Linked DNA regions of Mus musculus: region 1 is linked to region 2. The links are chromatin contacts, found by Hi-C or POLR2A ChIA-PET in ENCODE. All regions are on one chromosome and are shown on one strand. The core of a region is the stretch at or near the end of the contact, and the rest is flanking DNA. Distances in the headings are between cores, read along the strand shown.

Region 1 (7,238 bases), core at 658-3,157, 54 kb after region 2:
AGGCTGCTACGCACTCATGTGATCCACGAGCATACAGACTGGGAAAACTCACACTAAGACAGAAAACGTGTATGTGATGAGGGCTGGAGAGATGGCATGGGATGCTCTTCCAAAGGGCTTGGTGACTCCCAGCACCCACATGGCAGGTCACAACAGTCTAACCCTAACCCTCTGTGAGCAATGAAGTTTTTAAGCCATAAAGAGCAAAGTTGTATTGTTTTCAGGAAAATGCTGATAACTGGAAAGAAGCACTAAGTGAACTAAGTCTCAGGAGGACAAAAAGCTGGTGTCGGTCCCCTGGGTCCTAAGTTATACAAAGATACACAAGGAGAGCAGACGGCTTGAAGTGAGACAGACCTGACTGGGAAGAGCGAGGGCTGGAAATGCTCACAGTACTCTAGCTGTACGAAAATGTCCTTAGGGCTGGGTGTGATCCTCCACCTGGGAAGCAGAGGCAGACAGATCTCTGTGAGTTCAAAGAAAAAATGTGGGCTTGGTGGGCTGGAGAGATCGCTCAGTGGTTAAGAGCACTGACTGTTCTTCCAAAGGTCCTGAGTTCAAATCCCAGCAACCATTATGACAACTTGTGACCAACCCACCTTAAATGACAACAAACATCCACCATCCACCCATCTCATGAATGAGGGTATTGTTCTCCTAAAGATTGATTCCTGCTGTCAGAAAGCAATAGCATTACTGGAAGTGGGGGTGGCTAAGAAAATTTGGGCATTGTTAAAGCTAACTGTATCATTTGCTGTCTAGACTCTGTGTGATAGAAAGTGCAGGCATTAACTGAAGTCCTGGATGGAACAGTCTGTGAGGCTGGACCATCATAGCTAGGCATGTGAAATTGTTCTGGATGCAGAGTTTTGAGGGAACAGCTTCTGAGGCAGCCTGTGAGGAGGCTGGATCGCCTGGGCTACTTGTCATCAGTGTCTGGTCCTTTTCTGTTGTCCATTGTATGATGTATTTATATATATATATTAATTTTCCAAACTCTACAAAATGAAACATGTAATCTAGTGATATTTCTCTAAGGTGTCATTATCAAATATAATCTGTATTCTTAACTCAGCCTAAGTTTATCTAGCATTTCTATGGGCTGCTATTCTACCTCTTTGTCACAAGGTGGCGGTATAGACTTCAGGTTGGATTCCTCGGAAGTTTTGTTCAAAGGATCATTAGATCTCTCTGTTTTATCGACTCTAATCTAGCATTCAATTTTTCACCCCTCTCTTTATCTAGGTCTGTTTTATTCTGATCTTTCTTAAAGAGGATATATAAAATTGTGAACACTACTGACAATTATTTCTGTGCTGATAATCGAAACAAAATTATATGGGATCGAAATGCCATTACCATTGTGACCTCCATTTTAAACAGAAAATAATTTCTTCTTAATCACTAACTCTCTCCTTCCTTCAGAGACTTTAGCTTTTAAGCACACTTACAAACTATCTTTATTTATATCCCCTTTGCTCTCCTTTCTTTGGAGACTATTCACATTTACAGAACATTTTTCTTTATTTCCCTTTCTCTCTCCTCCCTTTGGAGACTTTATGCAGATTTACCGAACATTTTTTATTTATTTCTCTTTCTTCTTCCTTCGGAGACTTTATTTTTTAATATTCAAACTCAGTATTTCTTTCTATGACCGTCTCTGTTCAGTTTCTTTTCCCTTTTACTGTTTTCAAATTTAATTCATTACCCTTTCAGAAGTTTGGGACTTCAGCCTTTTAGTCTGGACTTGGAGATCAGCTTGCTGGCCCTGGTGCCCTTCTGCGGCTCAGCTAGCTCCCTGCACTGATTGCCGGCTCCGCCCCTCGGCTTGGTCTAGCGGGTTACCCTACCGGTTCCGCCTAGTGCCAGCCCTGGACATGCCTCTCCAACGGACTATATGCTTCGTGGCTGCAGGCTTTTCCTAAGGGCGCTCGCCCCGCCCCGCCCCGCCCCGCCCCGCCCCGCCCCAGCTCCAGAAAGGTGGAGCCAGCAGCTGCACCAGGATGCGGCAGACCTGAATTGGGCTGCAGTCTCTGGGAAGTTATTCTAGCTGGACCATGGCTCAATCCGCCCCTCCGCGCCAGGGGAAGTGCACTGTTCTCTATCTGGCAGCCGGCTTTGCTGCTCAGCAGGGGTTTTTAGGGGAACCACCCTCAGCCGGTAGCCTTTCTGGATTTCCCAATCCCACCTTGCGCCTACCTCAGAGACTGTCACTGGGAAGCCGTGTTGCTTCAGGAAGTACTTGTTCCCAGCCTTCCATCCACGACTTTTGCAGGCTCTCAGCTCTGATTTCTAGCTCCATCTTCAATGCACCAATTATCACCAGACTGTCTCTAGCTGCCAGCCACCCAAGTAATGACACAGAGACCATTTATTAATTATAAAAGCTTGGATTTAGCGAGCTTGTTCCCAACTAGATCGTAAATGAAATTAAATCTTAAATTAACCCGTTTACACTAATCTATGTTCTACCACGTGGCTCACTACCTCTCCTCAATACCAGTACCTGCTTCTTCCTCCACATCTGGGTAATGAAACTGACTAGCAAATCTCCCGCCCAGAGTTCTTTCTAGGAGTTCCTAGCTCTGCCCAGAAGTCTAGCCTATACTCTCCTGCTTTGCCTTAGACCTTTCAGTTCTGTATTAAGCCAGTGAGAAGGTAAAGGAGATGCTTACAAAACACCGAGAGAAAAGGAAAAATACCTTTCCACACTGCAAACGAGATTAACCCAGGTGTCTACCACAGAGCTAAATAATAAATTGTTTGGGGTGGGGGATGGAAGGCCATTCCATTTCAAGATCATCTTCCAAAAATGTTAATGGTTCTACACACACACACAAAACTTTCTGTTATTTTTTCAAAACAGGGTTTCTCTGTATAGCCCTGGTTGTCCCAGAACTTGTTCTGTAGTCCAGGCCAGCCTTGAACTCAGAGATTTGCTTGCCTCTGCTTCCCAAGTTCTGGGACTAAAAGCTTTCACCAGCCTGGCTCACAAAAACCTTTTAAAAAGTTTTAGTTTAGGGGCTGGTGAGATGGCTTAGTGGGTAAAGAGCACCCGACTGCTCTTCCAAAGGTCCTAAGTTCAAATCCCAGCAACCACATGGTGGCTCACAACCATCTGTAATGAGATCTGACTCCCTCTTCTGGGGTGTCTGAAGACAGCTACAGTGTACTTACATGTAATAAATAAATAAATAAATCTAAAAAAAAAAGGGAGAGAGAGATATCAATTGCTTTAAAAAAAAGTTTTAGTTTATTCATTTATTTACTTACATGTGTGTGTGTGTGTGTGTGTGTGCACGCGTGTGCGTGCGCGCATACAATGATGCTCATGTGAAAATCAACTGTGGAATTTGGTTCTCTCCATCCAACCACATGGGCCTCAGGAATTGAACCCAGGTCATCAGGCTTGGTGGAATCATCTTTACTCACTGAGATATCTCACCAGGCCCTCACCTTTTCATTGGCTTTCTTGAGGCAGGATTTCCTGCATCCTACATCAGTCTCAAATTCCCTATATAACAGAGGGTGGCATTGAACTTTCCACCTTCTTACCCCCTCACCCCCCAAGGCAGGCTGTCTCTGTGTAGCCCTGGCTGACCTGGAACTCACTCTGTAGACCAGGCTGGCTGCGAACTCAGAAATCCGCCTGCCTCTGCCTCCCAAGTGCTGGGATTAAAGGCGTGCACCACTACTGCCCAGCCACTTTCCACCTTCTTGTTCCTGTCTGTCGAGTGTGCTCCTGCCCGTCAGTGCTATGCCAAGTGCTGGGACTTCAGCCATCGGCTGACTAAACCAACTCAGTCAACAGGGTCTCCAGCGAAGGAGGGAGGATTAAAAAGAAAACAGACAATTAGACAACACTGTAACATGACTCCAGTCAGTTCTGAGGCTGAAGCAGGTTTATATTTTTCCCAGTCTGCTTTTATATCATTTTAATTCCATGCAGATAATAAGGTCAGTTCTAGGTTAAGGAACAAGCAAGGCAATAAACTAAATACTGTGATCAGTGTTTCAAGGGGCTTCTCAGGATGACCAAGATATCTGAGCCTACTTCCCTGTCCTAGTCCAAAGTCAAAGTCTTGCCTGAAGCCCACTTCTTTGTTCTAGCCCCCAATCAGATTCCTGCCAAGTTTCTAGAAGCAGCCCCAAAAGCTCTCCACAATTGGCCCAGCACCAAATTGCTCTAAGTCTATAGCAAAATCAATGCAAACCCAGGTCTAGAGTTCTATTTAGTATTAAAGCTGCAGATATAAGACTCAGGCAATCTGAGACACTGACAAACCAGACTCTGTTTTGTGTGTTCCTTCCTTGCATCTTTTTTAGTTGTTTGGGTTTTTGTTTTGTTTTGTTTTTCAAAAGAGGGTTTCTCTGTGTAGCCCTGGCTGTCCTGGAACTCACTCTGTAGACCAGGCTGGCCTCGAACTCAGAAATCCGCCTGCCTCTGCCTCCCAAGTGCTGGGATTAAAGGCGTGCGCCATGACTACCCAGTTTCCTTGGAATTTTTTTGAGGCAGGGTCTCATATTCTAAACTGGTCTTTGCTTTACAAGATATGGAGGATGGGCTGGAGAGATGGCTCAGAGGTTAAGAGCACTGACTGCTCTTCCAGAGGTCCTGAGTTCAATTCCAGCAACCACATGGTGGCTCATAACCATCTGTAATGGAATCCAATGCACTCTTCTGGTGTGTGTCTGAAGACAGCTACAGTGGACTCATATAAATAAAAATAGATAAATTAAAAAAAAAACCCAAGAGGTGGAGGATGACCTTGAACCTTGACCCCGAGTGCTGGGATTCCATGCTGCCCCCACGCTGGGTTTAAACCTAGTCCTGGAAGTGTCTAGCCTCTGTACAGTCTTATCTAGGCCTAGTGCCTTCAACCTCTGAGGCTTACTTACTGATGAATAAACTCACCTCTTCATAGCTCTCTCTGAAGTCTGGCTGGCTAGTTCAACTTAACAGTTCTGGCTCAGACTCCTCATCAAGCTGACTGATTCACTCTGGCTTTTCTCAGTTTCTCCTGAATTGTTCTGCTTGGCCTCAAACTAACACTCTGGCAATCTGTTCTGGACTTCTGGCTCCTTCTCACTCTCTGGCTCCTTCTGTCTTCACTGTGTCTAGCTTGGTCTCTTTCTACAACCTGCTCCCTGTAAAACTGCCTCATTTCTTCTCTCCCCCCCCTTTTTTTTTTTGGTTTTGGTTTTTGGTTTTTTTCGAGGCAGGGTTTCTCTGTGTAGCCCTGGCTGTCCTGGAACTCACTTTGTAGACCAGGGTGGCCTCGAACTCAGAAATCCTCCTGCCTCTGCCTCCCAAGTGCTAGGATTAAAAAGGCCTGTGCCACCACTGCCCAGCCTGGATTCGTTAGATAAAAAAAAAAAAAAAAAAATCACAAAGACTGAGGGGAGTCTAGCACAAGATTCCAGTAACACTCTATTGTCCTTTATCTTTACCTTTTCAGAGTTTCAATCTGTGCTCAGGCCTTAGGACTGGACTTCCTGCTGCAGTGTCTTAAGTGCTGGGGTCACAAGTGTGTACCTGTATCTCCTTCCACTTGATTTTTAGAAGAGATGTGATGTAGCTTGCTTGTGCCTAGACATCTCTCTAGGGATGGAATGAGGGAATCTACAGCATTTGGAAAAGATACTGTCAATTAAGCTGATAGGGTAAATTTCAGAAAGAAAGACAGAGTTAAGAAGCTTCTATTATTTGTGAGAGTTGAAGAAGCTGTGCGAAAAGATGAATGTGACAGTTAAAAGTCATTACTATACTTACACTTATTCATTAGGGGGCTGGAGAGATGGCTCTGTGGTTTAGAGCACTGACTGCTCTCCCAAAGGTCCTGAGTTCAAATCCCAGCAACCACATGGTGGCTCACAACCATCCGTAATGAGATCTGATGTCCTCTTCTGGTGTGTCTGAAGACAGCTACAGTGTACTTACATAGAATAAATAAATCTTAAAAAAAAACAAAAACAAAAACCACTTATTCATTAGGGAACAAACATTTGCTGGGTATACAAAAGATTCAACTAACAGTAAAAAAAAAACTTCCTTTAATCCCAGCACTGAGACAGGAGATTTCTCTAGAGCTGGAAGACCAGCCTGGTCTACATAGGCCAGCCAAGGAGACCCTGTCTCGGAAGGTAGTGGGGAAGAAGGAAGAAAAAGGAAAGAAAACTGCTTGTCAAGCGTCCAAAGGACTATTGGGGGAGGAGGGTTTGACTTCAAAATGTTAGAAAGCACAGGATCCCTGCAAGAGATATGGGGGCAGTTATTTAATGGCCAAGGACTGGAACTCCCGGGACTCCATCCCTGACTCTCGTTAATTTTGCCTCTTACAGGCTGGGAGATCTTCTCTCTGGACCGAACCCAGGCGAAGCTAAAGCCTGTCACAAACTGACCCAAGCCCGCTGCCCTGGAAACCACAACACCCATAAGCCTTCGGGGGCGCTCGTGCATTATGGGGCGCTCCGCATTTTCCTCCTAAAGCGGCCCCCTCAGGCTGAACTGTGGAAATTCCCCATCGTCCCCCGCGAGACACCAGAAACCCCCTCTTCCGCTCCATGCCCGGATATCAGTGGCCGTGGCCATAGAAACTGTCTGCTAGAGGCTCCTAAACTCGCTGTCCGGACCCTCATTTCCGCCGGAAGTGATCTGCAGTCCCAAGTGCCCGTCCTTCCCTGCACGCGCGGGCCCCGGGTGCCTAGTTCCCGGTCCCGGTCACCGAGTACTACCACAATGGCGGCAGCCACTCTATTGCGAGCGACGCCCCGCTTCAGCGGTGAGGGGGCGGGTTGGACGCAGGCAGCCCGGAGTTGCGAGGGGCGCGGAGGGTAGCTGGGTTCGGATCCCTGACTCCCAAGTGCCTTTCCCCGCAGGTCTCTGCGCCAGCCCGACCCCATTTCTGCAAGGTCGGCTGCGGCCGCTGAAGGCTCCCGCATCACCCTTCTTGTGTCGCGGCCTAGCTGTGGAGGCCAAGAAGACTTATGTACGCGACAAGCCCCATGTGAATGTGGGTACCATCGGACATGTGGACCATGGCAAGACCACCCTGACTGCAGCCATCACGAAAAGTGAGTAGGGTTGGGTTGGGTTGGAGGCGTCGGGCAATGTCCTGTCAGCTGGAAGAGTCAGAACTAGAGCGTAGGGTGGGTGTCTTGTAGTCCGCTGAACTTTAGCATGGCTCCAAGAGACACTTGGGACGAAGGCTGGTGGGAAGATGCAGGAGACAGGTTTC
Region 2 (7,221 bases), core at 2,698-5,197:
CTTGTCTTTGTTGGGGGGGCTATTTTATTCCTTGGTTTCTGTTGTTCCTTCTGGTTCTTAGAAGGTTGTGTATCTGTGTTGTTGCTGGTAGGAAATTTTTCTGGGATCCGGCTAAGTGTGGCCACTGGGGGATTCAAGTAAAATGTATTTCTATGTATTAGGACCTAACACTTGCCACTGGAGATGGGCTAAGAGGTGGGGGGTTTTAGTGGGTACATAAGAGGGAGGAAAGTGGGGTGTTCCACCAGGATTTGCTGATTCTTCTGGCAATGGGAGACAGAGTTAGGAAAGGCCACAGCAGGTACTCTGCTACGGAGCAAGGGCTGAGACTGGGAGAATGGAGTTGGAGGTGAAGAGGAAGAAATGAACACAGCCTAACTGCTTCCCTCTTGTATTGTTTTTAAAATACAGTTCCATGCAGTTTATATTAGCCTCAAACTTGCTATTTTGTTGAGGGTGACTTTGAACTTCTGGCTCATCCTCCTCTCTACCTCCCAAGTGCTAGACTTAATTCTGCACGACATAGTTGTAGGTTCTGTTTGGTTTTGGTGGTGGTATGGTCTTAGGGTTTTTTGTTTTGTTTTTTTAACACTTTGGGATAGGGTTTTACCCTATAGCTCAGACTGTTTTAGAACTCACTATATAGCCCAAGATAGCTTCAAACACAGCAATCCTCCTGCCTCCATCTACCAAGTCCTTAGATTGTTGAAATAAGGCAAAAGACTGGTTTTTTTTGTTGTTGTTGTTGTTGTTTGGTGTTTTTTTGTTGTTAAACTTTTTGTTCTTTCTTTCTTTCTTTCTTTCTTTCTTTCTTTCTTTCTTTCTTTCTTTCTTTCTTTCTATCTTTCAAGAGTCTTATGTTACTCAGGCTGGCCTCAAACTCCCTATGCAGTTCATGATGCCCTTAGAATCTTGATTCTCCTGCCACCATCTTCCAAGTCCTAGACTTACAGACCTGAGCTACTAAGCATCTGGGTTTGGGAGGGGGGTTGTTTTTGAGGCAGGGTCTTGCTATGTAACTAAGGCTAGACCAGAATTTCCACTTCTTCTGCTTCAGCCTTCCCAGTGGGATCTTACATTCCTACACCACTGCAACTGCTGACATATTTCCTTTAAAAGGAAACTAATGGTTTTATTTTTTTGAGACAGTGACTTACTTAGCTCTGACTGGCCTGGAATACTTGTAATGTAGATCAGGCTTGTAAAAGTAACTTTCATCTCCTCAGATGAAGGGATGAGATGAGAGTCATATCCAAGCTGTGCCTATATATACTCCTTGGGCTGAGCCAGAGTGTTTCTTTCTCTGTTCTAAGTATCCCTGGGCCTGGGCTTGGAGCCTTTGAACAGTCTGACTGATTCAGTCTGGCTTCTCTTGGCTTCTGACATAATTGCTTGGAAAAACTGTCTCTGAATTCCACAAACTGAACTTCACTGACCACACAAACTGAATGGAACTGCACAAACTCAACTACATTCAACTGAACTGCACCAACTGCACTAAATTCAACTCAACTGAATTCAACTGCATTGCCTGAACTCTACTGCACGCATAGAACCAATTCAACTCTGCTCTCTTCCCTGGGCTGTTCTGGTGAGAGTTAGGCATATCATATCTCTGACTCATTCTGTCAAATCTTTCTCTGATTCACCACTTACCTCTCAATTAGATGTCACTTCCAAACATGGCTGCTCCCTTCTTCAAACTTTCTCTGCATTGTTAGGGATTAAAGGTGTATACTAAGGGTATATCTGTATTCCAGCCTGAGGGATTAAAGGTGTGTCATTCCAGTCAGATCACACAGACCTAGGTGTAGCATGATTTATGTGCCTGACCCTTTAAAGGACTCTCTGCCCTTCAGTGTCAGTTGCCTCTTAGAATTCTGGGAACAAGAGAGGTCATAGAAATCCAGCAGGGCTGAGAGCTTGGAGTAGGGTTCAGGAATAGGATTCAGAGATAGTAGAGAGAAGCTTCCAGTAGGCAGACAAATAGGGTCAGAGAGCTAAGTGAGAAGATAGCTGGTGACAGCTGAGACAGGAGAAGCAGAGCTGAACAGAGAAGATATTGTTGTTGTTTTTGTTTTTTGTTTTGTTTTTTTTCCGAGACAGGGTTTCTCTGTATAGCTCTGGCTGTCCTGGAACTCACTCTGTAGACCAGGCTGGCCTCGAACTCAGAAATCCGCCTGCCTCTGCCTCCCGAGTGCTGGGATTAAAGGCATGCGCCACCATGCCCGGCTGAGAAGATATTGTAAGGAGCCAGGAGAAGAGTGTATGAAGAAACCACTAAAAGTCGCTGAATATACAGAAAAAAAAATAGAATAAAACTTACACCTAGATCTTTGGATGTGATTCCTTGCCAGAGCAGCCAGGTTGCTGGATTAAAATTCCTCTACAAGGCTAGCCTGTAACCAAGAGGAAATCTGCTTTGCTGTGGGTGCTGAAGCTGTAAACGATGTCATCGGGCTCCCACAGCAAATACTTTTACCCACAATGTAGTCCCTCAATGGCATCCCGCAAAAGATGTCAAAGCGGCAGTCAACCCCAGCCACAATAAAATGCCCTCGCAGAAGCTATCAAAAATGCCAGCTCCTGTCAAAATGGTGGCAGGGAGGAGGCCTTCTCAGCCTGCAGCCATCACAGGAGCTGTCCACTCGGATGCATTTCCTTACCCCCGCCCCCACCTCAGCAGGAGCTGTCCACGGTGGTAACGCCTTTCCTGCCTCGGCCTACACTCTTGGTGAATTACTACAGCAGGAGCTCTCCAGCCTCGCCAGCGGCCCTACAGAGGTGGTGCCTCAGTAAAAGCCGGCTGTGGCCAGGAAGGACTTCCTACCTTAACCCATAGCCTAGATGCAGGAAAAAAGGAAGGCGGGGGGGGGGGGGGGGGGAGTCAACAATCCTTAAGCAGGGAAACCCACCAATCTCTGGGCTTCCCGCAAAACCCCACCAATCCCTGAGCTCCCCAAAGTCAGGACTTGAAATCCCACCAATCCTTAATCTGGAACTCTCTGCCCTGAAAAGCTCCACCCCTAAGAAATCCTATCTAAGCTCTGCCCTCTATTTAATTCCGTGCTGTCTGCTCCTGGGAACAGAGGGCAGCCACCCCTGGATTTGTTCTTCACACCCAGGACCCTCCAATAAATCTCTTTCATGAGATTTTTCAAGGCAGGATCATATCAGCATCCAAGCAGACATTATGCAGAAGGAGCTGAGAGTTCAACATTTTGTTCTGAAGACAGAAGACTGGCTCCCAGGCAGCCGGGGGTGGGGGTCGGGAGGGAGTCTTAAAACCCACACCCACAGTGACATACTTTCTCCAAGAAGGCCATACCCACTCCAACAAAACCACACCTCCAAATAGTGCCACTCCCTGGGCCAAGCATTTTCAAACCACCACAGGCTGTCTGGGGATAATCTGTAGTGGGCTCCCTCTAACACTAAAAGCCCACCAGTAGGCACATAGGAGGAGGAGATAAGGGTTATCTTGCTAGTTCAGGCGTGATGGGTACTACGATTGGGTGTTAGTGCTGGAGAAATGAGGAAGGCATCCTGGTATAAGTACACTGGTGTGCATTCCAAGGAGACCACAAAGAATCAAGGACTTCCAGGTTCAAAGTCTTTTATAGAAAACCGGTTTGGAGGCAGGGGGACCCAGGCTCTGTACTTGTTTGAATTGCTGTGACTCTCCAAAGCGAGAGGTCATACATAATGAGAGATTGACCCAGACCCAGGCTGAAAGATTTACAGCCCTGGGAGTGGAGAAAGAGATTTGCAGGAAGCCATATGAAAATGGGATTGGAGACACGTAGATTTCGCACCTCTGCCACTGACTGCGCCAAGCTTCAGAACGCCAACCCAGCCCTGGCCCGCGGGGCGGAGATGCTGGGCGGGCCGGGCACACTTCGCAGTAACGCGAGTCGGGTTACGGCGGAAGGGCGGCCGGGCGGAGGGAAGGAGGAGGCCGCGCGCAGCGTCCTCTAGGACTAAGACCAGGCGTTCCAGGAGGTGGCCTCGAGTGGAGCCTCAGCAGATCCTCAGCACCAGAGAAGACTACCGCAGACCCGAAGCCCTCGGAGCTTCCAGGGAGCGCGGGAGCGCGGGGGCGGTCCCACGAGGCTGCAAGAAAGGCGGGATCCAGGCCGCGCGTCCACTCGAGTGCAGTCGGCGTCTCTTGACCATCCCGCCCTCCCACCCCCCGCGGCCCCTGCAGAGCCGATCCGGAAACAGCCGAGCGGATCCGGAAACAGCCGAGCGGACCCGGAAGCGGGAGTGCCATCACCAGTGAGTGCGGGAATCCGCCGTTTGGGCTGAGACGATGGCAGCTGCGCCAGCAACCCTAGGTGAGAATCGGGGGCACCGGCGGCCAGGAATCGGTGCGGGAGTTGCGCCGCTGCGCACGTGGGGAGCAGGGGGCTGGGGGCGGAGCCGAATGCGACTGCTGGCGGCAGCCGGCCAGCGCGGAGGCTCGGGAAGGGGGCGGGGCACAGCGCCCACCGGGGTGGGCGTGGCCTACACGGTGGGTGTGTCTGTGGGTGGGGCAGGTAAGGGGGCGAGGCGGGGCCACTGGAAGGGATTGGACGGTCGAGCCAAGTTAGTTGGGACTCCGGGAGGGGCAGGACCAGGGGAATGGGATGAGGTCCTTGTAGATGGAGAGTAGGACTGGGTTACTGGACTGCTGGGTGGCCTGAGGTGTTAGGAGATCGGCAAGCCGTGGGAATAAATCTTGGTCACTGTCCCCCCCACTCCCCGCTCCCCACAGCGCTGGATCCCCAGCCCCAAGAGAAGCAAAAGGATGCATCCGAGTCAAGTGAGCTCAGTCGGCTTCGTGCCGAACTGGCCGGTGCCCTGGCAGAAATGGAAACCATGAAGGCTGTAGCTGAGGTGAGCGAGAGCACCAAGGCGGAGGCAGTGGCTGCAGTGCAGAGACAGTGCCAAGAGGAGGTGGCCTCCCTGCAGGCCATCCTGAAAGGTGAGGCACCCGCTCCCAACACAACCCACCCGACAGCCTGTCTGCCTGCGCCCCTCTAGCAGGGAATGCAGGGCGAGGAGGGCTTCAGATGAGCTTCAGGTAGCTCAACAGAGAAAAGACTGTGTCCCAGAACCTGAGTGCCCCTTTCTATTTTGCAGAGAAACACCACAAGTGTTGTCAGCAACTCTTGTCAGTCACAGCTAAGTGTAGCAATCATCTTTACCCATGATACCCATGGGTATCATTTCTTGTTCTTGCTGACATAAGATCAGCCCAGAATACGAGCCAGAAACTTCGCATTTCTCTGAACCACCCTCATTTTCCTCTGGGCCTCGAGGCTCGAAACTCAGCCTGTTGTCTCTGAGCTTAGTCCTATGATTTCCCTTCCTTCCCAGGTATCCCTACAGCACCCTACACAAATACATGCATCTCCTTCCTTCTCCCCCTCTGTCTCATGGCCTCTGTGGATTGGGAGACACCAGCTTTCTTGGTCCCAGGTCCTCTGCCTTTTCCTGTTCTCCTCTGGGCAGAGGTTAGAGTGTCCTCAAGGATGTCAGACCTGCCCCTACTCTGTTTCCTGGCAGTAGTATTACTATGGCATGCTCTATTGGACTGCTGCTCCAGCCCCTCAGATCTCCCTCTATGGTCTGCCCTTGACCTTGGATTCCATAGTAAAGGGCCTGAAATTCCCTTCCCATCCTACCAGGCCTGGGAGTTTTATCTGTAATCCCAGCTCTGAAGGTTGGAGATTGGCATATCCCCAATAGCTTGCTGGCCAGCCAAGACAGAGCGCTCCAAAGTCAATAAGATACCTTATTGGGTCCAGGACAGCCAGGGCTATACAGAGAAACCCTGTCTCAAAAAAAAAAAAAAAAAAAAAAAAAAAAAAAAAAAGATACCTTATTGGAAAAAATAAGTTGGAGCAAGTAAGGAAGACACCTGATACTGACTCTGGCTTATGTGAGTGTGCACACACAAGAGAAAAAGGAATAGCCTAAGTTGTAACAGTGACTGCTCTCTATTGAACACTTACCATATGCCAGAGACAGAGCTAAATACTCTATAAAGTAAGCTTTTTTCCTTTTCTTTTCTTTTCTTTTGAGGCAAGGCTTAGGCAGCCTCATACTCTGTATGCAAACAACAACTTCTTCTCCTTCTTGAGTTCAGGGTCTCTCTCTCTCTCTCTCTCTCTCTCTCTCTCTCTCTGTGTGTGTGTGTGTGTGTGTATGTGTGTGTGTGTGTGTGTGTGTGTGTGTGTGTGTGTGTGTGTTGAGATGTAGGAGTGTCATACCATGACATGGTACACATGTTGGGCAGGAGGACAACTTTGCAGATTCATTTCTCTCTTCCCACCTTTCTGTGGGTTACAGAGATTGAACTCAGTCATCAGGCTTTCATGACAAGCACCGTTAACCACTGAACCATCTTGATGGCCTTAAACTCCTGAATGTCCACCTCCCAGGATTAAGGCATGTACTACCACGCTGGGTTTTATCCAATACTGGGAATCTAACCCAGGGCTCTGTGTATGCTTGGGAAACACTCTACCAACTGAACTACATCCCCAACCCTGTTTTATTTTTTGTTTGTTTGTTTTTACTGGCAGGATCTCCCCCCCCCCTTCCCTCTTGCTCTGGCCCCCTGCTCTGTAGGTTTTTTATTTGTTTCTCATTACCGATGGTTGTGAGCCACTATGCGGTTGCTGGGATTTGAACTCATGACCTCCGAAAGAGCAGTCAATGCTTTTAACCTCTGAGCCATCTCACTAGCACTACTGGCAGGATCTTACCACTGTAACTAAAGCTAGCTAGAATTCATTTTATTGTCCAGTATGGCCTTGAACTCAAAGGTAAACCACCTGCTTCAGCCTCCCAGGTACTAGGGTTTGGAGTAGGAGCTACCATCCTTGGCTGTATATAATCTTTATAACAAGGTCTTTGAGAAAGGAGTCATTAGCTGACTGTTTACAGAAAAAGCACAGAAACACAGACAGGCTAACTTTCACAGAGTGATATAGACACATAGCAGCAGATTTGAACCCAGGAAGTCTGGCAACTTCTATATCTAATGTTAGTATATGTTAAGTTAGTGGGCTGGGACCAGTGAGATAGCTCTGTGGGCAAAGCCTGATGACTTTACAACCCCAGAACCCACAAGGTGGAAGGAGAAATCCTCCTCTCATGCTGGTCTCTGACCTCTACCCTTACAGCAGAAACAGAACCAAGCCCTGAAAATTATCCTCTAACCTCCACATG

Evidence for each region. Hi-C counts contacts between places; a loop is a spot of excess contacts on that map. ChIA-PET counts read pairs that join two places held with the same protein, here RNA polymerase II (POLR2A).
Region 1: POLR2A ChIA-PET joins it to region 2 with 13 read pairs in embryonic stem cell. The contact joins the enhancer-like site here to the promoter of Rabep2 in region 2. A Hi-C loop is called at or near these places in 8 of 37 maps with a recorded cell type or tissue (adrenal gland, gastrocnemius, heart and 2 more). POLR2A ChIA-PET finds 5 or more read pairs at or near these places in 3 of 5 experiments (Patski and embryonic stem cell).

Annotation. Positions count from the first base shown.
Region 1 is chr7:126,480,709-126,487,946 of GRCm38, forward strand. Tufm (Tu translation elongation factor, mitochondrial) reads left to right here and starts at 6,647. Exons shown (of 10, transcript NM_172745.3): 1 at 6,647-6,782; 2 at 6,880-7,074. The coding sequence starts at 6,740. It overlaps Gm46001 (a long non-coding RNA gene), which reads right to left and starts at 5,806. Exons shown (of 3, transcript XR_001778288.1): 1 at 5,774-5,806; 2 at 5,452-5,623; 3 at 3,632-3,814. Within about 2 kb of position 1,908, at least 1 of the 3 ENCODE cell types and tissues checked has a DNase peak (open chromatin) inside an H3K27ac peak, as active enhancers do; it is heart, where a contact is called at or near this core.
Region 2 is chr7:126,424,820-126,432,040 of GRCm38, forward strand. It overlaps Rabep2 (rabaptin, RAB GTPase binding effector protein 2), which reads left to right and starts at 3,948. Exons shown (of 13, transcript NM_030566.2): 1 at 3,948-4,337; 2 at 4,757-4,966. The coding sequence starts at 4,313.